2 separate regions of the Homo sapiens genome follow, and region 2 is linked to region 1. A link is a loop called in an ENCODE intact Hi-C map of the cell type or tissue named here. Cell type or tissue: IMR-90. All regions are shown on one strand. Each heading gives the region's core, and the rest is flanking DNA. Links, peaks and the distances in the headings are about the cores only.

Region 1 (13,439 bases), core at 3,380-8,379:
TCAAAGAGACGCCTTCAGGGATCATGTAACTTGAATTCCCTGTGAATTCAGTGTCATCTTAGCTTGACCAGCTCTGGAAGAACATATTAACCTCCGCTTGTGATTTTCAGAAAACCATTCTAATTTAGCAAGTAATTAAGGGTCACATGTAGGACAAAGAGCTAGATAATCTTGGATTACCCACAGGAAGCTTTGTCTCCAAGGCAACCCCCGATGGAGGGGCTGTTAATGCGAAGGCCAGTCGGTTAATGAACTGGGAAAGGTAACTGGCTCCCAAACCTGTTAGAGCCAGGGAAATGGACATAACAATTATATGGCTATTGAATGACTCAGTGATAGAAAAGAAATGCTTCCAAAGCCAGTGGAGGCAAAACGTTTAGAGAAAGGATATAATTGTCACTGTTCTGCTAGACCAAATCCACAGATCTAAAATTAGCCTATTGTGAGTTCAAGCCAGGCCAATCTGTATTTATGAATTTTAGCCTAGTCTCCAGCTGAATCTTCTGGTTTCAGTGTTTCCTATGACCTAATTACCCCACAACCTGGTTTTTCCTGAGGGGCAGCCTCAGTTAGTACACTAGGCTGTGAGAGTGGCCCAAGGGAGTTTCGGAAGAGGAGACAAAACTTGTATTGTCCATCAGAGCCCTTGATACTCCATGCTGGGCTAAAAAATAAGATAGGGTTGCACAGAGAAGCACTATAAGAGGATTTTTAGACCAGGTTGGTAAAGGTGGAAGAGAAGACTGCAGGTGACCCAGTGACGGAGATGCTATGATAAGAGGAAAAGAAAAACAAAGGCATTCCCATGAGAAAACTTGAGAGGGACAGAGTGGAAAATTTAAGCGCCCTCGTCACTTCCTCAATGCTGCTCTCTTTTTTCTAATGGTCAAATTTAGGTCTTACATTCTCTACAAAGCCTTCTAAAACTCTACGAGCTCTTATTTATTTCCTGTCTTTGAACACTTACTGAACCACACTGCACACTTACCTGTATGTTCTCTTTCCATGTTCATTAAGAGTCTTGTGTACCTGGGTATTGTGTCTCTCGGCTTGTAAGGTAAGGGATCATGGGATATTCATTCAGCAGTCTCTAAATATTTACTAAGAATCTATTGTGAGGTGAGCACTATGCTAGCTGCTGGAGAAATAAAGATCAATAAAATACAGTGTCTGCCAGAAGGAGCTCATAGACTACTGAAGGATGCAGAGAAGCCAGCATGAAAGTGCAATAAATAAGAGTGACGTCTAAGCAGCTGGACATTCATCTGGTACAGTACATTCCTGGATATCGAGCAACAAGAAAGAGGAGCCGGAATGATTTATCGCCAAGGCCAATGTATGGCTGCCCATAATCACCAACTCAAGAAACAAGTGAAAGCAGAGAGGATTGAACTTCTGGGTTAAGGCAGAAAAGGATAAAAAGCAAAGACATTTTGGCAAAGACTGACTATGATTTCTTACCCAGGAAAATAAGACCAGTGTGGTGTGTTTTCAGCATCTGATGAGGTGCATGCCCTTTTGAGCTAATTCTTCCATCAGGACAGATTTGAGGGTGTAAGGAAGGCAAGTGATGCTAAACTGATCAGATTTAGACCACAGGGAATGGAAAGAGATGATTCACTTTAAATCTGAAACTAAATGGGGAAAGGACTGCTTTCACAGTTGTAGGGGACTCATCTTAAAATTCTCTGGAATAGAAGTATAAAGGCTGAAGGGACCTATTTGGATCTATGGATGATTATGTAGGAAACTATATTAATGATAAAGAAATAAACACCCAACGTCAACAAAAAGTGGAAAAGACAAAAGGAAATCTATCTGATAGAATAAAGCTCAAAATGCTCTGGTGAGTTGAAACCCAAATAAGACAGATGAGCAAGAGGCAGGGCAGAGTCCCAAACAAACCTCAAAGAAATTTAGAGTTTTCAAGCCCAAAGGTAAAAAGTGAAAATGAGATACAGACTCCACCAAGGGAAATGGAAAATACCTCCTTATATAATGAAGACGCAAGAAGTCAGGGAAATCTGCTGCTTATTAGATGGGCTTATGAGAAAAACTCTATGATGCTCATCTGAGATGTTCACACAGTTCTGTGTGCTTACAAAGGAAAACAGAACCAGCACGGGGAGAAGGGACATCATATTTTCCTTTCTCAGAGTAATTATAAACAGATACAAAAAACCTGGTGGGAAAAGTAGATGTGGAAGCAGACAATGAAGAAGCCAATTGGTAGGCTGAGTTAAACTGTGGCAGTTTGTCTGATGGCTGTTTCAATGGTCTGGAAGTCTTTGGGAAGGTGTTCCATGTCTATAATTCTGACAATATAGTATTCTCTGGGTGACATTTTAGATACACATGGCCATATCTGAAAACCATGGGGACATGCAAGAGGAAGTCCTGAAACTGTAATCAACTCATTCATTCATTGAATAAGCATTTATTGTGCACCTAGATGAACAGAACCTAGCACTGTTTTCGCATTAGGGATAGAGCAATGAATGAGAAAAACAAGGCCTTGGCGTCATAGTGTCTTATGGGCCAGAGGGGAGAGATGGACAATAAAACTATGGACAAGCTTTTAAAAATAAAATTTCAAATTGTGATATTGGTAAGTGCTGTAAAAGCAAATAAACAAAAACCAGAGAGGTGAGATAGAGAGACTGGTAGGCAGGAAACCTTGGTGGTTTAGGTAGAGGGCTCTGGGAAGCCTTTTGGTGGGGAAGACATTGGAGCTGAAGCTTGAGGGATAAAGAGGCAGCTCAGTGAAGATCGGGGGCAGAGAGTCCCAGGCAGAGGGACAACAATGTAACGTCCCAGTGGCGGGAAAAACATGGCATGTTCAAGGAGCAGAAGAGAAGCCCAGAATGAAGGGAGTGTGGTCAGAAGTGGGAGAATGGAGGCAGAGGAGGCTGGAAGGATTGACAAGGACCTGCTAACCATGGAAAGGGGTTTGAAGTATATTCTAACTGCAGTGGGAAGTGACCAGAGGGTTTCAAGCAAAGGCTGCTATCATCTTTCTATGTGATCTCTGCTGCTCCACAAATCTAGTGGACCAGCAGAACCACCACCCCCGGGAAGATCTCAGATCCCACCGCAGACTGGCTGCAGCAGAATCTATACTTTTACAAAATCTCTGAATGCTGCATGCGTACGTGAACTTGAAGAAGCACTTCAAGAATGATATCTATGCTTTAAAAAGACTGCATGGTACACCCACTAGGATGGTTATACTTTTTTTGAGAAGGAAAATAACAAGTGTTGGTGAGGATGTGGAGAAACTGGAACCTTTTCACATTGTTGGTGGGAATAAAAAGTGGAGCAGCCACTGTGGAAACCAGTTTGGCTGTTCCTCAATAATGCAAACATAGTTACTCACTTAGAACATTTCCACTTCTGGGAATATACCCAAAAGAATTGAAAACAGATGTTCAAAGAAAAACTTGTACATAAATATTCAGAGCAGCACTACACACAATAAACGAAAGGTAGAAACAGCCCAAATGTTCATTTACTGATGAAAGGATAAACAAATGTGGTCTATCCATATAATGGGATATTATTCAGCCATAAAAGGAATGAAGTACTGATACATGCTACAACAGGGATAAATCTTGAAAACATGCTAAGTGAAAGAAGCTAGACATGTTAGGCCACATATTACATGATTCCGTGTATATGCAATATTCAAAATAGGCAAATCCATAGAGACAGAATGCAGATGGTGGTTGCCAAAGGCAGCGGGGAGGAGAGAATGGAGAGACTGACTAATGGGTACAGGGTTTCCTTTAGAGGTGATGAAAACCCCAAACTAGATAGTGGTGATGGTTGCACAACACTGCCAATGTACTAAGTGTCACTAATGGTAAATTTTGTGTTATGTGTATTGTACCATAATTTTCAAAACAAGACTATAAAGAGCAAGGGCAAAAAACACACCAAATGGTAGTTCTCCAAGAGCTATTGTGGGGTTAGTGGGTGGTTGCTAATGGTGTCTTAATTTTGTAGCACTTCAGTAATGGTCTGGATACTAAAAACTTTAAAATGCACATACATTGTTTTGAGAAAACACCAGGCTAATAGACCTAGTCAATATCTTGTTGAAAACTCAAACAAAAATGAACAAAGCTGAATTAGGTCCAAATTAAGTAGAATGCAGTTCAGCAAGCTTGAAAAGAAGAACTGAACAGTTGTCAAGGGCAGGAAGGTGAAAAAAGGTGCAAGAGATAAAAATCGAGGAGTCAGGAGCATGGCCACTGGAATCCGGAAGAGAGCACTGTGGACAAAAGGTCAATTTCAGTAACTGGATTCATACGTGGGTGAATCACAGATCACACAGAAACCACTGGGTTCCCTTGCCATTCCATTCAGCGTCGCTTACCTGCATTCTCAAATTGTGCTTCCAACTCTGGGGTTTACACCTGGTAACCTGAAAAACAAAGAACCATGGATTGGTTAGATTTACATATTAACACTTAGGAAGAGAAGGTATTGCATATTCATTCATTTGTTCATGCCCTACTTCCTACTCCCTATCCCCATCCAATCTTCTGGTCACCTACACTACTCACCTCTGGAGAGGCCGTAGAGCAGTGGTCAAAAGCATGACCTGCCGGGCGCGGTGGCTTACGCCTGTAATCCCAGCACTTTGGGAGGCCGAGGCGGGTGGATCATAAGGTCGGGAGATCGAGACCATCCTGGATTAACACGGTGAAACCTCGTCTCTACTAAAAATACAAAAAATTAGCCGGCCGTGGTGGCGGGCGCCTGTGGTCTCAGCTACTCGGGAGGCTGAGGCAGGAGAATGGCATGAACCTGGGAGGCGGAGCTGGCAGTGAGCCGAGATTGCGCCACTGCACTCCAGCCTGGGCAACAGAGCGAGACTGCGTCTCAAAAAAAAGAAAAAAAAAAAAAAAGCATGACCTCTGAATCTAGAGTGGCTTCGAATCACACCTCCAACGTTTACTGTAAGTGATGCTGGGCAAGTCACTTAACCTTTTGCGCCTCTGTTTTCTCATCTATAAGGTGGGAATAATGATTCAGAATTATGCGAATTAACTGAGGCAATACATGCAAAAGGCTTAGAACAGTACTTGGAACTTAGGAATCACACAATTCCATTAGCTGCTTAATATTATTATTAACATTAATTCATATTATTATTACTCTGCTGGGCATTGGGATTGTGGAAAGAATCAGATGTTCTCCCTGTTGTGGCAGAGCTCATGTCTGGTGCGGGAATCTACTAAAATGCTGCTTGGAAAACATAAAGGAAGAGGTGGGCACAAGTTCTTTGGGGTCCCATAAAAACTTTAATTCTGTCCAGTGGGAAAGCTAAGATTTCAAAGACCAGGGGGCATCTGAGTAGCAGAGAGGATGACAGTGATTATTGGCGAAGGGAGCAATATGTACAAAGGTCAGAAAGACGTAAGAGCCTGGCTCCCTTGAGGAACTGTGATTGACTCGGTGGAGCTGACATAGGGTATGAGGGACGGATCCTCTGCAGATAAGCTAGAAAGGTAGCTCCCCTCACTTCTGGTGCTTGCTAGCAATCTCTATCATTTCCTTGCTTGTGGTTGCATCACTCCAATGTCTGCCTTCGTCTGCACGTGGCCATCTTCCTTCTGTGTTTCTGTGTCTAAATTTCCTTTTTATAAGGACACCACTCACTGATTAAGGTCCACCCTAATCCATTATGAGCTCATGTTAACTTGATTATATCTGCAAAGACCCTATTCCAAATGAGGTCACATTCATAGGTACCAGGGCTTAGGACTTGAACGTGTCTCTTGGGGAGGGCACAATTCAACCCACAGCAGGGCCTGACCAGTTAGAGCAGCTGGGAGCTGCAGACAGACACACATTTTACATGGATCACTCCCGTGATTTGACGTGAGGAGGCTGGAGGGCTATGAGATGCTGAAGGATCAGTTAGGAGTTTATTGCAAAACAGCAAGTGAGAACCTCAGAGGCCCGGAAAAAGGCCATGTTTGTGAGAATGCTGAGCCATCAGAAGCGCTGGCCAACCCAGTTGGAATTTTTGGCAAGAATAGTTCATAGGCAGAGGGCAATGTGAACTTCCATTAGGAGGCGCATCGTGCCTGGTTATGAGCAGGTACTGACCATCATTTCCTAGATTCGTTATTTCATTAAGTTTGATAAAATGGTGACATTCTAATTCCATCATGTCCTCTTCATTTATTAGTGGGATGCTTCTAGAAAAAGTAATTTCCTCTCATCAACTATTTTTATTAACTTTGATGTACAGTATAAGCAGGAAAATGCTTTTACTTAAAAAAAAAAAACTAGTTTTAAACTACAGAGTTGGTTCTCAGGCATCCTCCTAAAATAACATTATTTTTCTTGTTGTTGGCTGTCATTGTTTTTCTGTTTGTTTGACGTCATTTTGAACTCATGGATTTTAGCATATTTGATGTATTTCAGTCCGTGCCAATTATTATCCTTGATAATGCCAAAACCATTCTAGTAGAAGCCTCTTCAAGTTGCCTCCTGAGTCCTGTTAATGCAATCCCAGTAATCTTGCCAGTTTTCTTGCTTTTTTGAACTTCTCCAAGTTGGGTGAAGATTGGTATATTATTGAGTATTAAATTGCATTTCTTTTATTAGTAACAATATGCAGGAGCTTTTCGTGTATTTAATTGGGTGTATCGTAAGCGTGCGGCTGACCAGTACATGGATCAAAGTATGTGGCATGCTGCACTCAAGAGTGCACTGAGCAACCAGCCTGGGCAACATAGCTAGACCCCATCTCTACAAAAAATTTAAAACTTAGCTTGGCATGGTGGTGTGCACTTGTAGTTCTAGCTACTTGGGAGGCTGAGGTGGGAGGATTGCTTGGGCCCAGATGTTTGAGGCTGCAGTGAGCTATGATTACACCACTGTACTCCAGCCTAGGTAACAGAGCGAGAGCCTGCCTCTATTAAAAAAAAAAAAAAGTGCACCGAATTATCAACCAGGAGCCCTATTCTCTAATCTTGCCATTGGCATGACCTATAACAAAGTCACATATCTTTCTGGATCTTCCTTTCTTCCTTATTAAATTAAGAGGTGTGGCTCTATAGTCTTCCAATCCCCCTGTCAAGCTAAAATGCTGAGATCTTTATTTCTGGCTCCTATGTGCCCCAGACCTCATATAAAAGTTTTTTTTTTTTTCAATAGAGCCAATTGAATAATTGTATAACTAAGTTCAATTTAATTTTTGTGTTTGTGCAAGTTATTTTATCAAATTAATTTGTAAAACAAAAAAACTGTTAGATTACATGTCCTTTTTAAATATTATTATTATTTAAAAATATGGTCACTGAACTGATGAAGGCCACATTGATTGACCCTTCTGCCTGCTCTTTCAGAAGCTGCAGCCAACTGGCAAATAGCTTCCCCAGCCTCCTGCTGAAGCATCTGCTAATGCTCTGCAGATTACTGTGTCCCCTCCGCCTCCCCCCACCTTCCCTGTCGCCCTCCATCCTCAGGCTGCTCATTAACTCATTAGAAGCTGCTTTCATAGCAGCTGGAGGGGAGGTTCTGCTGCCTGCTGATTGTAGCTCAGGGTTTTCAAAGCACCTGCCTTAGTGTCACCTGGAGTCTTCGGTAAATAGGACCGTATTCGTCTACTCGGTGCTTCTCCACAGCATTGAACATAACATCAGGAATCAACACAATCCTTGTGAAAATCTTTATGCAATGTCTGTCCCATGCACTGGACAATAAGCTCCACAAGGACAGGCTGTGTCAGGTTTTGCTGACCTTCGTATCCCTGGCAATCAGCTCAGGACTTAGTACTTTGTGGGCATCCCAAGATTTCCTGGATGCTAAATGCATGAGTGCAGGAGTGACTGAGTGAATCAGGTTGAACTTGGGGTTGACGTGTATGTCTAGGTGTCCATATATGTGTGTAAATGTATGTGTGTGTGTGTATATATATATATATGAATCTATACAATGGGGTCTCCTGTACTAATCTAACATACTCAGAAACTTCAGAGGAGGAGGCTGGCAAGTTCTTCATCCTGTGAGTCTGTGAGCTATTAGGAAAAACAGGCCTGGCACATGGCTCACGTCTATAATCTCAGCACTTTGGGAGGCCGAGGCGGGAGGATCACTTGAGGTCAGGAGTTCGAGACCAGCCTGGCCCACATGGTAAAAACCTATCTCTACTAAAAATATAAAAATTAGCTGGGTGGCAGGTGCCTGTAATCCCAGCTACTCAGGAGGCTGAGGCAGGAGAATCACTTGAACCCTGGAGGTGGAGGTTGCAGTGAGACAAGATTGTGCCACTGTATTCCAGCCCGGGTCTGTTTAAAAAAAAAAAAAAGAAAAGAAAAAGAAAAAGAGCACTGGCCTGGTAGGTCAAAGACCTAGAATCTGCTGCAGACTTGGCCACTCTCCATGACCTGGATGGTTTTGAGCCCATCACTTAATCTGCAGAACAGTGGTCTGGGGCCAGAGCATCTGTAATGCTCCTTCTAGTGCCAGTATCCTAAGTTTCTCTCTGTGGGGAGTGCTGTGTCACTTACTGAGATAGAGCTCAGATGCTGGCAGGCTGCCTTCTCAATCTCTGAATGACATACAACATGTTCATTCTACGTATCCACCCTACACAAAACTCTTCTGTAGATTTACAGTTTTCAAAACCAAATGCTGACTCTCTTGCCTTGCACAATCATTTCTGACTTTTAAGACTATCTGCTTCCCAGGTTTCTCTCTCTCACTCTCAGTCACCTTGTGTCAGCTTTAAATTACTGACCCCTAACTGAGTGCCAGGCACTGTTCCCACCACTTGGCAGGTGTCAACCCATTTCCCAAGGATAAAATTCGATCCCACTAGGTTTTGCCCATGTCACATGCTCGTATTTACAGGCCAACCGTGTCATGTCAATTTCATTTTTCTTTGGCTGATGTGCTACAGCGTGTGGCTTGATTTTACATTGGGGCAGTATGGAAAAGGTAACTTAAGCTTGGACACTTAGGTGGGAGTGGAAGACAAACTGCAGGGTCATTGCCCTAAAGTGGGTTAGAGTGTATGGGGAAATTAACCTTCAAGACGTGGTGGTTATTATACACAATATGAGGTAATATATAAAGTGCGAAATCCCGTGGCATACTTTATAAATCCTCCAAGATACTCTGGAAATACTTTATCAATCCTCTCGAGGCCAGGGAATGGAGAGTTGAGTGGGAGCCTGTGTAACCCTCAGGTGTGATGCTTCTCTCCGAATGTCCATGGTGTCCTGACACTCCACGGGTCCTGCTGCACAGCAAGAGCAGGCAACCCAGGCTCGGTGCCCCTGAGAGGATGTTTCTAGAAGTCCACTTTCTCCACATCATACCTCTCCTCCCTGCCACACACTCCATTCTATTTCTTTGCTACTTAAAGTAACAAAGTCATCTTGAATAAATACATTAAAATTTTATTTTATTTTTTTGAGACGGAGTCTTGCTCGGTCGCCCAGGCTGGAGGCCAGTAGCAGGATCTTGTCTTGCACTAGTGCAACCTCTGCCTCTCTGGTTCAAGTGATTCTCATGCCTCAGCCTCCCGAGTAGCTGGAATTACAGGCATACACCACTACGCTTGGCTAATTTTTGTATTTTTAGTAGAGACAGGCTTTTGCCATGTTGGCCGGTCTGGTCTTGAACTCCTGACCTCAGGTGATCCACCCACCTCAGCCTCCCAATGTGCTGGGATTATAGGCGTGAGCCATCGCGTCTGGCCAAAATTTTATTTTGCTGATGATATAGAGGCTCATTCTAGAGATTGGAAAGCATAGAAAAGCATAAAGGAGAAGGAAAACAAAAAAGCAACCCCAAACCAGAACACACCCAACTTCACAGTCACTGTTGGTAAGTCAATTCTGTTTTCTTTCCCCCAGTTCATATCCCTTGAAGACATGACCACCACGCTTCACTCCCCGCCTGTGACACAGAGGAAGCTCTGAGATGAAGAGTCCTCTCCGCCACCAGAAGCAGCAGCGAAAACCCATCCAAAGGGTTCAAGAAAAACTTTCATTCTGAGAAGAGGAACAGGGTCGGGGAGGCACGCCGGACTCCACATCATTTCTTCCTTCAATTTTGAAGGAGAGTCGAGGGCTGGACCATCAAGGCTTTAGTCTGAATTCAGGCCTAATGTGAGAATTAAAGAACAGAAACCGCCAGACTAACCAGATTCTTCTTCTTCCAGCTGACCTTGAAGATGCTGCAGAAAGATTTTTAAAATAAAACATCTTGAGCTCCCCTTCTTCTCCCCTCAAACCTTCCCTTTCACCCCTCCTAGATACACACAAACCACAGCTTCACTTTTGTCAAGCTAACTATATGAAGTTTTCTCTCTTCTTCCCCCTCTCTCATTAACTCCACTCCCTCAGCCTCCCTCGATTTTCCAATGATTAAAGTAGTGGGCTTTTTAAAAAGGCCTCCAATTAGCACCTCATCAGCTCCAATTAGAGGAGACAAAAGCAGTGTAAAGATAACTCAGTGAGAGGGGCCGGCGCAACATCATGTAATCACTTAAGACAAGCACTGAGCATTCTTTTTGCGAACCACGCTGGGCCTATTCACCTTTCTTTCTTCCTTTTAGATGCATTTAAGACTGTTTTGCTGGGAAGCCAGGCCTCCCAGGAGTCTCATAATTCCTCATTCAGAGGCTACCTGTTTACAGCTCACAGAGTCCAAGGACCTAAACAATCCTATATTGTCTGCCTAGTGCTTCCTTAAACTCCAGCCCCATAATGGTGTGTTTTCTGCGGCCAGCCGAATAAGTTAAAGGCTGGCTTTATACTCCCAGAGTGTTCTCCTTGTACTGTCTTCTAATTACAAGGGAGGGCAACAATGTATTTTTTTCAATGAGAGTTCTTTGGAGCAGTTAATTTGGTGCCTGTACTAAATGCCCCCAAACATTAATTAGGGTGGAAGGAACCCTAATTTCCTCAGCAGCTTTCCTTTCCACTTACTTCCCTTGTTTTCACATAGGCCTGGATGAGTCTCCATAATGAAATTACCTCATTAATGCCTTTATTCACAGTAACTCATTCAAAACCGACCATTTAGCTTTAATTTAATGCTGTCAAAAGGAAAAAGGTGCATTCATGGCTTTGATTAGCAAAAATGTCTCCCCCCCAAAGGGGTGGACAGATTTAAATTATGAAGATGGTAAGTAGTGAGTTATAATTGGGCACAAGCAGCACTTCAGGAAGGCTTCCCTGCTTTCAAAGCCTGGGCTGGCCAGGCTGCGGACTATTAACTGTGTCCAGGGCCTTGTTCTCGGGATTTGAATTGATGGCAACTTCACTATAAAAAAGAAAATGGGGTTTAATTTTTGTTTAATACACAGTGGGGTTGTATTTACCCACAGAGCAATAGCTTTTCAATGAGCTCGGGCTTTGTTCCCTGAATAATTTATTATCCACGCTTTCTAACATGAGTTTTGAAGGGCACCACGCATGTCACAGTTTCTGGGGAACAGGAAAACCTGAAGTGCACAGACTGAGCAAGTGGGTGGTTGACATAACACCTTGGCCAGGGTAGCACCAGATCGATGAGCTCAAATCACAGGATTCATCATCGTTTTTAAAGCTACAGCACACTGGGGAATTTAACCTTGAAAAAATTCTTCCTTCACATTTTCTCATTTGAGACAACAATCCTATGAAGTGAGATTCAGATAGTAAGAATCGCCCGGTGAGAAAGCTGAGGCTGAGGGGCCCAAGGGAGTTACTGAAAATCACGGTTAGTGGCAAATGCAGGACCAAGCCACTAGTGCATGCAGGGGAAACACAATACTTTGAGTTTTGAGGGTGGAGCTGCTTTTTTTGTAACATCCAGAGGGTCAAGTGTGTTTACATTGGCTCAACCTCAATTTGTATGTAAAGAAGACAGTCTACATCACCAGGCGTTGCTATCCTAGCTGCAATGTCTATGTTCTATATAAAATGATACAGCACATGGGTTATGTGTCAGTGAATCATGAATGAATCAAATAGGTCTTTCTGGATCCAAAATGGTGTTCAATCATTGAGCACAAGCTGAGAGAAAGACACACACGCACACAGACGCACACACGCGCGCACACACACACACGCAGACAGAAATACCTTATAGGAAAGACCAACAGAAGTATGTTTATTTCTAAACCTCAGTCTGGTTCAGGCAAGATAGGGCTTTCCAGTGATGGGATAAATATAGTAAAAAACAAATAAAACCAGATTGTTCTTTTCTTTCAAAACCAAAAAACAACCAACAAGGCGGTATGGAGGTTAAACAGAAAGAGTGTGGGACTTGGTGTCAGGTCGGCTTTAAAAATCTCACCTCTGCCATGATCGTGCTACTTCAATGTTCTCAGCCTTAGTTTTCTCCTTGTTCAAGGGGACGGTAAAACCCACATGGAAGGATGAAATAAGATAACATCTGTCAAGGGCAAAGAAATAAACAGTGACTTGCAAGTTTCAGAGTGAGGAAAGGATGGTAATAATAACCAAGTATTGAAGCAAGCTAAATGCTTGGAAAAGCATTCCATACATTGGAAGAGCCCTAAGATGCATCAGTTCCTATATTTTTATGTGAATTCATATAGTATTTAATATTTATGGCTTCTGTGATAATATTTTAAGTGATAACTTAATTATCACCTAAAGTGATAATTTTAAGTGAAACTTTCAAAATTGGTAGATATTAGGCATGCTATTAAAATACTCTGTGCATTTCTGAGCAAAGATTATTATATTCAGCCTGCACACATCAAGTAGAAGTAGCTCTGACCTTTTAGAAAATACCAGCAATGGGAAACAGATGTATTTTTTACATCGAGTCATTGCAACTTCATCAGATAATTTGCATATGTTTAACTTCATCATTGTTAAAGCTAAGCATGTTATTTACAAAAAAAAATTTTCTTCATCAGCAAGGCAAAATAGCTCCCTTAATTAATATAATATTAGTGTTTTAGCAAAGAATCCATCACGCCAACATGAAAACCAATATTTTTCTGGCCTTTGGTCAAAATTCGCTGGGCTTGGTCATTGTTGAAGTGGCCCTTCCCCTGTGTGTTCCTGATCAAGACCCTTATTTTTTGACTTGAAAACATGAAAACAAATTCCGGTATTGAATAGCTGGGAAACACCAGGCCTCCTCTGCAAATCTTCTCAGAGAAAGTTTCTTTTGTGTTGGCTGCTGAATTCCTCCACCTCAGTAAGCAGAGTGACCTTCTCCTTTCCTATTTATAGTGTGTGTGTGTGTGTGTGTGTGTGTGTGTGTGTGTGTGTGATTGCAAAAGGTTAGAATCCCACCAGCTGGCTTGGCTTGTGAGCCTTCCTGTTTTTATGACACAATGATTACACAATGTAGACAGCACTCTCCATTAAATGCAGGATTACATGCAATGGACACATCACTGCAAACCCTACTCCCCTTTCCCTTATTCCAATGGTGCCGTT
Region 2 (11,170 bases), core at 1,845-6,844, 64 kb before region 1:
GAAAATTTGGGAATGGTACTAAGAATGACAGACACTTGCAGTGTGGCTGTCAAAATAACAGATGAACTTGGTAGCCATTGGCTGTCATTTTCCACTAACCTTGTAGTCTGGCTGCTGAGGAAGAACAAAGCAGCCATGCCCAGATAGAAGCAATGGTAAGAGATAGGGAAAGAGTGCTCGTGGCCTCTCAACAGCCTTCTGCTTTCTGGTTTAGGCCCACGTGAGGCCTGATGGGAATTCTACTTGTGGATCTGGTGAACTATCTTTGCATAAAGCATTATCTGCTTAAAACAAATCCCCTGTTTTCATTTTCAGGTGAAAACTGGTTTCTATGTCTTGACTCCGAGTTTGTAAATAATCTTAACCATTATACAAAAAAACTGAGTGTTAAGGAAGGAGCTGCAGCAAATGATCAGTTTAAACTGATCAAAGGCCCTGGGCTCAGGTGCTCTCTGAACTCATTTCCATCCACAGAATGTCAGGTCTGGAACGGGCATGAGAGAACATCGGGTTCAACCTTCTAGTTTTGGAGAGGGACATCGAATAAAGTGACCTGTCCAGGAGATTAGCGACCTGCGGCATGGACAAGCAGCAGACCTTTTCTCCCCATGTTTTACTGTAAAAACTTCCAAACATACAGAAACGTTGAAAGAATTTTGATATCAAATCCATCTAGATTCTACAATTGGCATCTCACTGTACTTTTTTTTTTATCACACCTATTCCTCTCTTTATCCACATTTTACTTTTTTGATACATTTCGAAGTTGCAGAAATCAGTAACATTTCCCCCAAACTCTTCAATATGCATGTCATTAACTAGCGTGACATGTTTGTTTATAGTTTCTCTTTTCTTCTTGTGAAGCAAAATTTGTATCCAATGCAATGCACAAACCTCTGAAGCACACCATTCAATGATTCCCCAAAAAGCACACACCTGTGTAACCCAAAAACCCTCTCAAGATAGAAAACATTACTCTCACCTGGGAAAATTCCCCCATCCCCATTCCTGATCAAGGCCTACCCCCTAGCCCTAGAGGCAACCACCACGCCTTTTCTACCATAGATTGGTTTTGCCTGTTCTAGAACTTCATAAAATGGAACCATACAGTTCATCTTTGTGTAAGGCTTCTTTCACTCAGCATAAAATACTTTCGAGATTTAACCTTGTTGTTTTATGTACTAGTAGCTGGTTCCTTTTTATTGCTGAGTAGTAAGTATTCTATTGTTTGCGCAAATACAATCACCATTTGTCTAGTCATTTTTCTGTTAATGAACACCTGAATTGTTCCCCATTTGGGGTGACAGTAAGTAAAGCTGCTAAGAATATTGTTCTAGATTTTTTTGTGGACATATATTTTAATTTCTACTGGGTAAATAACTAGGCATGGAATTTGCTGGGTTCTACGGTAACTTACTGGGATGCATTTAGTTTTATAAGAAACAGCACGACCTTTCTCCAAAATGGTCATACTAGTTTATGCTTCAACAATTGAAACAAGAGTTCTAGTGGTTTCACATTTTGGCCAATATTTAACATTTTTTGTCTTTTTGATTTTAGCCATACTGGTGTTTATGGAGTGCTACTTTACTGTGATTTTAATTTTTTCCATTTCCAAGACAGCTAATGATATTAAGCAGCTTTTCATGTAATTTCCAGTAAGATTTTCATGTACTAATTGGCCATGTATCTATCTTTCTGAAGTATTTCTTCAAATCTTTTGCCCATTGTTTTTGCTTTCATTATTGAGTTATAGGAGTTCTTCATATTTCCTAGATTCCAGTCCTTTGTCAGATATATTTTCCAAATATATCCTCTCAGTCTGGCTTGCCCATTTATTTTCTAAATGGCATCTTTTAACGTATAAAAGTTTTTAACTTAGAGTTGAATTTATCATTTAATAATTTTATGGTCATTGATATGGTCATTGCCAATCTGGGTCATGATACAGAAATCTTCATCTACTTTCAAGTTGCAAAGATATTCTCCTACTTTTTTTTCTAAAAGCTTTATAATTTTGGCTTTTATGTTTACGTGTATGATGCATGACAAATTAATTTTTGTGTATAGTGTTAAGTAGGGGTCAAAGTTCAATGTTTTTCAGTTGTTTAGCACCATTTGTTGAAAAGACTTTCCGTTCCTGGTCTGATTATTTTGGCGCTTTTGTTGAAAATCAAATAACTATAAACCCCATTGATCGATTTGTTGATACTAATGCCACGCAGAGTTACATTCCAGTCCTCCAGAGCCAGTCTACAAATCACGCAGAAAAGCTGGTTGCTCTGTTTATAGTCACATGCAGCTAGCTAGTCTCCCCCCACCAAGTAAAGTGTAAATTCCTGCAGAAGAAAACCCATCTCTTCCATTTCAGTACATTCCTCACAATGCTATGCTCATACTAGGGGTCCAAACAATTACTGAATAAAACAAAGGTCAGAGTCAAGTTACAAATGATATTGTAGAAACTGTTGAAGCATAACTATGGCAAAGAAGCATTTTAATATAATTGAGAAAATGGCGGGAGAAACAGACTATTGTTTTATTTCCTTTCCAGATAGTCTATTTATGTTTAGACCTCTTTCAGTACTAATGTTACCAGTGGTGCGTGCGCACACACACACACACACATTGAACACAGAAAGAAAATAAAAATGAATGTGCATTATTAAATAGAGTGCATTGCTAAATAGTTTTTTATTTATAATTCATATAGTCTCCCCACTTCCTACAATGATGAGGATGGGTTTAGGAGGCTTTCATTTGCTAACATTGATTTTAATTATTATATATACTAAACTGTTTGTAGCTCTCTCTGCGTTTATCTTGTGATGAATTATTTTTAATGCCTACTACATATTGCATTCTAGGTGGTGAAATTCTTGAAAACTCAAACAATGGACTGAAAGTCATCCCTCTTTATCATAGGGAAGCCAAATGCTCCATTGTCCTGACACTATTTCTTACATTGAGTGACTACATAAATATATAATATTCTCACACACATATGCAAAAAGCTGAGTAGCTGACAACTCAGTCTGCTGATTGACTGTATGATTTGGCCATTTTGAGCTTTGATCTGTCCAGATATAAAATTAAGGAAAACTAGGACATTAGTTAATCAAATAGATGCCTTATCTGCAATCGGATCTGCTGCTTGAACATATTAGGTGATATTTTGCATGCTCACAACTGTAGTCTACATTTCTGTTTTCATTAGCCTACTTGATCTGAGAATGTTTGATGCTGATTTTTGTCTTCTATCCTTCATTACACAGTACTTATTTTGCTTTTAAGCTTTTTGTTCTTTTGCATGCCATAGGTAAAATCAGCCAATATTCAAGGAATGCTGCTTCTTTTGCCCAAGTCTTAGCACCATCATTTTTGCTAGTTGCATTGACTGTTTTTTAAAAACCAACTTTAAGTTACTGCAGAACCAAGCATAATGTATTCTAGGTAGTCTATAAGCCATGATTTCTTTCAGAAAAATACAATAGACAAGGTTTCCACTAAACGTAGTCTTTGTACTTTCTTTGTTTCCTCCAGGTCATTAACCTTTTCACCTATAATCATCTTAGCGATAGGATTTAGGCAACTATTATGTAATTGATCATTAGCAAAAGAGTCCTGGTGGCAAAAAAGAAATACTTTTCTTTTGAAACATATGATAAACATTTAACCTCTAGATTGATGTTTCATTTCTTAACTGATTATTAAAAGAATCTTAATTCTACCTTAAACATTTAAAAATTACACAGAGATTACATTTATTTCAGAATCAGTCTTCAAGTGGTGAAAAGTTGTTGGTGATATTCACATTCTATAATACCCAATTAAATGTTGCTTATATTTTATATTTTATTTTTGTTATATTTTATATAGCCAAGAAAATGCCTTTATTTTTTGGAGGAAGGTGGCTGAAGTATTTGGGGGTGAAGTACATGACATCTGTAATTTACTTTAAAAGCTATTATCTACCATCTATCTTTTTAATCTTTAAGCAAATGTAGCAAACTGTAAGCTGTTGATTTTATGTCATAGGTATATGTGGGTATTTGTCCTACTATTCTACTTTTCTGTATGTTTAGAATTTCCATATTAAACAGTCCACAAATCCATTCATAGTCTTTGATAAGCCAAGTCTTATGACATAATTGTCATGTTATGCTTCCTGGGTTTTTTTTTTTTTTCTCACATGCAAGATCAAAGAAGCTGCCCTCTATGTTATTTTAGGCCCTTTTCTAGGTATAAGGTCTGAATTCTTACAATTTGAAGACTTTCTACGTGCTAAGAGGGTGAAGTTTAGAAAGAATGTAAAGATAGTTAAACCTACCACTTTTCATCTAAATAATTAAATTGAGGTCAATCAAAACATGCCTAGACCAGAAAGTGTTAAGCTGCTTTAAGAACAACATATAGATTCATTTATTATTGTTCATTTCCATTCATACATGTAGAACATAGAACATAGTAGCTGCTGATGTTAGGGAACCGTTTACTTTAGAAGAACAACCTTTCCTTGGGTTAGAGGTAAACGGCAAAAGGAAAGGCATCTTAAAAAGCAAAGAGAAATAAACTGGAGAACTGAAGAAGGTATGGCCAGAATGAATTTCCTTTGCTTTTTAAGGGAAATGAAATAGCATGTACTCACTTCTCCTCAATCATTTGCTTTTGATACTCCTCATACTCCTCTCTAGTCATCCCTTGAGCTGCTGCAGGATCAGATGCACCTCCTTCTTCTTTATTTTCTTCAGACCCACCACCAAATCCTAAATTCTTTACCTGGTTACTTATCATACTTTTCATAAGGAAAGCCATTTTCTCTGCCCCAGAAAAATAAAACCAAAATTCAGACAAAAGCTGAAAAAAAAAATCCAAACAAACCCAAGAGAAAACCTCCAAATATTCTCAATGACAGCAATACATTTAAGAGCAAAGGACTTTGCACAACCTCATCTATTCAAGGGCATACTGATAGAGAAGAGTGGTTTGTCGGCCGTAAGCTGGATTAAAGTGGTGAACTCCTTAGTATATAGAGGCAGATGGTTCAGATTACCGAAGCATACAATCAGAGGCAACTGCCTACCTTCTGAATTAATACACTCAGCTAATTTCACAGGAAAAAGAAATCCCCACATCATCTACCCCTTTCTAAATTTTTAATTATAAGCACAGCAGGGCTTCATCAAGAGTCCTGTTTCAATTAAATTAATCAGAGCTGACTGATTATATAGCTGTTGTGGAATTTCCAAATTCCAGCCCTTGAGCAAAACATCCTGTTGAAAAACTGAGTCCAATGAGACTCAAAACCCAGAATGCTTCATTAAGCAAAAATAATCCTTTCGATCCATCATTTTATCTCATTGGACTTTAAGTACTATGCAAGGATTTGCTTTTTAGTTTGCTTGAATTCGGTTTGCTTCAATAGTTACTGTGTCCCGCACATAAATACACAACTGACAAATGCAAAGACCCAGACAGCAGGTCCTTGGTTTACATCTGGAAGATTATCTTAGCCTTCTCCTGCATGGAAATATTACTTGTCTATATGGAAATGATGTGCTTGACACTTCAAGGCTCTGATCCAGAAGGTAAGACCATTATGTGAGTCAAATCATCAATATGTAAGGGGTCACCTTTTTTCTCTTGCATAAAGAGTGCACCTCCTGGGTGCTCTATTTAAGCTCACTGGTGTACTTGGATGAAACTGACAATGTTTTGTATCCCACCAGATTCTCTATGGCTGTGGTTTTCTTCAGGTCAAGGGAAGAGTTGAGTATGGCTAAGACTTCAATCTACACTAGTATCTTTCTAATTAAAGCCTGCCAAAGAGGGTGGGGTGGGAAGGAAGAGATGTAATCCATTGTTATTTTATCTGAAGGCATGAGTCCTCTCAGAAACCAGGTGATTATCTCTCTGATCATATAGAATTACATAATCTGGATTCTTGCCTAAAATGCTTGCTTTATATATTTTATCGTCTGCTTTCCCTTTTAGTAATCTATTTTAAAATGCTGCTTAAATGGTCTCAATATGAAAGGCTAAAAAAGATAATTTAGGGTGAAATATAAGCTGTACTCAGGGCTTCGAGGAGAATGCCCATCAATATTGAGTTCCACTTTCTCTTTTAGATGGGTTGCTTGGAACTTAACACGTTCATACCATTATCTCTAAATTACCATTTATAATAAACTACATTGCAGTCCACTGAGGAATGTTACTAATTAATGTTGTCTCATAGAACTTTTCAAACCATAAAATAAAAGCCACAGCCTTGTGTTTCTGTCTGTTCGGTCTACATTTTATTATAAGTAATTATTTAGATTTATTATAAAATCTATTCTAAAAATTCCATTGTATGAGGAATTAGGAAATATTAATGGTGAGGGTGTCAATTCTAAACTCCAGCACCCATGTGTAAAGGAGTTTCTCCCTGTCCCGTCCTTTTCTGAATGTATGTTTGTGTGGAGGGGGTTAGGAAGAGGGGGTGTCATGCATTATGGGGACTCTTCGGTGGTAGCTTCAGCAGGGTCGCCGTGGAAGGTCTCCTGAGAGTGCTTTATGAAATCAAATATCTTATTATTTCCTCAACAGGTAATTCCATTGAGAATGAGGTCACGACTTAAAAAACTTTTTACTCCTTGATTTATTACAATGACCTTTGCCCTTGGACATCCAGGAACTACTAGCTGGTGTGTAGGATCTTTTTTTTTGGAGACAGCCTCACTGTGTTGCCCAGGCTGTAGTGCAGTGGCAGGATCTCAGCTCTCTGCAACCTCCGCCTCCTGGGTTCAAGCGAGTCTCCTGCCTTAGTCTCCCGAGTACCTAGGATTACAGGCATGCGCCACCATGCCCGGCTAAGCTTTTGTATTTTTGGTAGAGACAGGGTTTTGCCATATTGGCCAGGCTGGTCTTGAACTCCTGACCTCAAGTGATCTGCCTGCCTCAGTTTCTCAAAGTGGTGGGATTATAAGTGTGAGCCACCAAGCCTGGCTGTAGAATCTTGTAGAAATGGTGGTAGAATCTTCCGTTCCTTCAGAAAGGGGAAATGAATGCCCTGGATTCATGAATGGGACCTCTAGGTGTCCCCATCCCATGGCTCCCTACTGTCCTTGCATAGAATCCCCACTCCTTGCTGCAAGATTGCCCACTGCCTAGCTGCCAGCCTCTTCAGCCACACTCCCTTTGCTCATTCTAATCACATTCATGTCCTTGTTGGCCCTTAAACCAAGATTGCTCCCACCTATGTCCTTGTGGAACCTCCTGGCCTGTATTGCTCTTCCACATCTCTAGGTGGCTCACCCTTGCTTAATTCAGGTTTCTGTTCTCATTCACCTTCTTAGAGGGACTTCCCTGACCATCCTAAGATACCCTGCCTCCACTACCCCACCTTTTAATCCTCTATCCTATTCTATTTTTCTTCATAGTACTGCACTCTACCTGAAAGTATATTTTCCTTGATTTAGTTGTTTCCTTTCCATCTACTCCATTGGAATGTAAGCTCCATAAGAGAGACCAGTGCAATTTTGTTCACCTTTGCATCCCCATCTCTGAGAATCATGCTCAGCACATAGTAAGTGATCAATAAGAATCTTGGGGGAAAACAATGAATGAATGATTGCCACTAGGCCTAATGGCTTATTTTTGAGCAAATCGCTTTCAATGGAAGTAATCAAGGTACTACATCGGATGATGGAGGCACTTGGAGAGTTATCTTCAGGCAAAAGGGAGACAGGAGAATAGGGTCTGGGGGCAGGGAACCTAAGGCCAATTCATGCTGACTTCCTAGAACTAAATTAAAAGGAAAACCCCAACTTTCCACACCTAAGTAACAAAAGGACTGGAAGCTACTTCCTTACTCCCTTTGCAACTCCCGGCCCCCCACCCCCACCCCGACCCCCACCCCCACCCCCACCAACTTTTTCTACGTGGCAGATGGAAAATTCAAAGTATCTCTGATTGGCTGCTTTCTGCAGCCAATCAGACATTTGGATAGGAGTGTAACTTTGTAACTTCACTTCAGCCTCTAATTGGTTGCTTTCCACAACCAATCAGATACTTGCATAGGGTGTAACCTTTGTAACTTCACTTCAGTCTCTGATTGTTTGCTTTCCGCAACCAATCAGACTGATTGCAGGCCACTACTTCATTTACATAGGGTGTGCACCAAGTAACCAATGGGAAACCTCTAGAGGGTATTTAAACCCCAGAAAATTCTGCAAAGGGGCTCTTGAGCCCCTATGGTGGGGCCGCTTCCAGTCTGTGGAGTCTACTTTTGTTTTCCATAAATCTCTGCTTTTGTTGCTTCATTCTTTCCTGGCTTTGTTTGTGCGTTTTGTCTAATTCCTTGTTCAAAATGCCAAGAACCTGGACACCCTCCACCAATAACAGAAGTAGCATCTTAGTGCTTACAAATCCACCTCATAGTGGTTGCTGCCTTCTTTGCCAGCTCCCAGGATCAAGACTACTTGCCATAGTTTTTTAAAATCATGCCTCATTCTGATTTAATGGATCACCTTTGTAAACACAGATTCGTTGTGGCCTATTCAACTTGAAAATTTTGATGGTATCTGACCCAAAGAATTTGCTAAAGAAGCAATAATCCCATTAGTGGAATTAAATTTTAGAAAGAGATCACATTCAAACAGCATAAATCCATTTTGGTCCTTCACCTGGGATTTTTCTTTTCACATCAAATACCTAAATTTTGCTCCTGTAATTAAAATCGGCTAGTGGTATCATTTCTTTTTTGACCTTCCCCAAGGAAATCATGGTGATTAGGTTGTCCTGTCTCAGTTGTTATATCCTCTTAGCGGGTGACACAACATTTCAGGGGTAACCATGCAGCTAAACCTCTGTGCTCATGAAGGTCAGCAGAACTGAAGAAGAAAAAGGTCACCAAGCGCCAAGGCATGTGTCACCACACTTGGCTAATTGGCTAAGTGTAGAAATGATCTAAAGATGAGATTCACTGGGATTAATTTTCAACCTCTATTTTAACTGGGAAAAAAGAGGTAATATAAAAAGAGGAAAAAGTCTTGGGAAATAGAAGGACCATTACGGAAACCACAAAGGAAATTAAACACGTAGTCCTAATCCTAATAACTGCCTACTGGAGACATTTTAGTGGTTTGTGTTTTACCTAATAGAGTGTCATGTACATCATAGATGCTTAATACATATTTAATGAACTGTATTGAAATGCCAGGCCAAGTAGCATGTTTGTTTTCATTTCTATAGGATTGGTTAATATTCTTGTAGATACAAACTCAAGGCTATATACCAGCTGTGCAAAGAAATTCCCCAATCATGACAGTATGGTTTTCATTGAGCTACAGAACCAAAGAGTCTCTTCAGTACTACCTTGGCCCATTGTTATCTGATAGATTGTGAGACCATTTGTGACTCTGTGGAGACTCAAAGCATCTCAATCCTTTGTCTCCCAAAGTGGCCATTTTAAGAAATGTATCCCGGGCTGATTCTTCTGTCTTCCAGAAATATTCAGCAGTGTTATACCGAACGTTTCAAAATCTGTGTGTGAGTGTGTGTGTGTGTGTGTGTGTGTGTGTGTGTGACAGGGTCTCACTCTGTCACCCAAGCTGGAGTGCGTAACCATGGCTCATTATAGCCTTGACCTCCTGGGCTCAAGCGATCCTCCTGCCTCTGCCTCCTGAACAGCTGAGACTACAGGCATGCACCATCACACCTGGCTAATTTTTTATTTTTTGTAGAGATGAAGTCTTGCTATGTTGCCCAGGCTGGTCTCAAACTCATGGGCTCAAGTGATCCTCCCACCTTGGCTTCCCAAAGTGCTGGGATTACAGGTGTGAGCCACCATGCCTAGCCCCTAAAGTATTTCTTTTGCCAACACTGTATGACTGGTCTATTTCAGTTCACAGACATCACTTTCTGGTGAGGTAATAACTGTATTCTATTCCGTATCCTCTCTACCACAGAACTTCCATGTTGGTCGAGTGCTGAGTTGGTAGGCAATTCAGTGGTTGTTATTTTCTAACAGGACATGCTGGCTTCCATGATCTGATTGTAAATTGCCATGCTGGTTCTACATGGAAGGGGAAGATGGGCTGGGAACCAAAGATTAATTTTCTAACTTACTGTTTACACAGTGGGCTGACCAGTTTGAGCTGAGCTATGTTCATGCCTGGAATTCAGGTATATTTGGCAAATTGTAACATTCGTGGCATGGCTAGCAATAAGTCTATTTGCATTAAGTACTAAGGAGGCTCTTAGGAGAGACTCATCCAGAGCAGACACAGTAAGTTTGCCTCAGTTACAAAGCCTTAGTTCCCAGAGGCTTGAGGAATTCTGTAGTGTCTTTCACTCAGGTTCACCCTGGCCAAGGCTCATGAACCCATTAGGACTGTTTCCTAGAGATAGACCTTTAATTAAATAGTAACAGCCATTCTCACTGAGAACTCTGACACTGGGGCCCATGCATCACTGCTTTAGTATTTTCTTAACAGAAAGTAACATGCAGCGGGGAGAGAGTCATTCTTCTCCATTTGGCCACAAACTACCCATGATGGTTAATTTTACATGCCAACTTGACTGGGTCACTGGATGCCAGCATTATCTGGTTAAACATTGTTTCTGGTGTGTCTGTGAGGCTGTTCATGGAAGAGATTTGCATTTGAATTGGCTGACTGAGGAAAGCAGATGGTCCTCCCCAGTGTGGGTGGGCATCGTCCAATCTGTGAGGGCCTGAATAGAACAAAAAGCCAGAGGAAAGTTGGATTTGCTCTCTGCTTGAGCTGGGAACACTGATCTTCCTCTGCCCGGGACACTCATGGTCCTCAGGCCTTCAGGCTCAGATGGACTCTATACCGTTGGCTCTGGCTTTCAGGCCTTCCGGTTATACAACTGGCTTTTCTGGGTCTCCGGCTTGCAGATGGCAGATCGTGGGACTTCTCAGCCTCCATAATCATGTGAGCCATACCTTACTTATTTTATATGTATATATGTGTATATGTATGCGTGTATGTATTTAAAGGTTGTTACTCTGAAGAACCTAATACACCACTCCATGGACTGGCTCCTGGAAGCCTCCATTGCTTCTGTGGGCAATGGCAGTCGTGAGGGTGCCTGGTCCAGATGACAGAAGTGGCTGCTTGTTTGGCAGGACAGTGAAATCCTCCTGAGTAGCAGTGGGGCC

What was found. Peaks named below come from ENCODE experiments on the same cell type or tissue, not always from the same donor. Only the 100,000 strongest peaks of a DNase experiment are listed, where the experiment ranks them.
Region 2: it touches region 1 in a loop (2.0-fold over the local background); 16 of 110 quality-filtered maps call a loop at or near these places.

Annotation. Positions count from the first base shown.
Region 1 is chr18:59,376,578-59,390,016 of GRCh38, forward strand. LOC107985156 (a long non-coding RNA gene) reads right to left here. Exons shown (of 9, transcript XR_001753470.1): 7 at 12,316-12,414; 8 at 10,174-10,207; 9 at 3,667-4,426. Among named protein-coding and RNA genes, the nearest start is that of LMAN1, 24 kb to the left of the region's middle. RefSeq lists an enhancer at 10,057-11,053. In IMR-90, for the core only: no CTCF peak of the experiment used is centred there; no DNase peak of the experiment used is centred there; H3K27me3 peaks cover 551 bases.
Region 2 is chr18:59,313,648-59,324,817 of GRCh38, forward strand. It overlaps CPLX4 (complexin 4), which reads right to left and starts at 5,002. Exons shown (of 3, transcript NM_181654.4): 1 at 4,649-5,002. The coding sequence starts at 4,815. In IMR-90, for the core only: no CTCF peak of the experiment used is centred there; no DNase peak of the experiment used is centred there; H3K27me3 peaks cover 957 bases.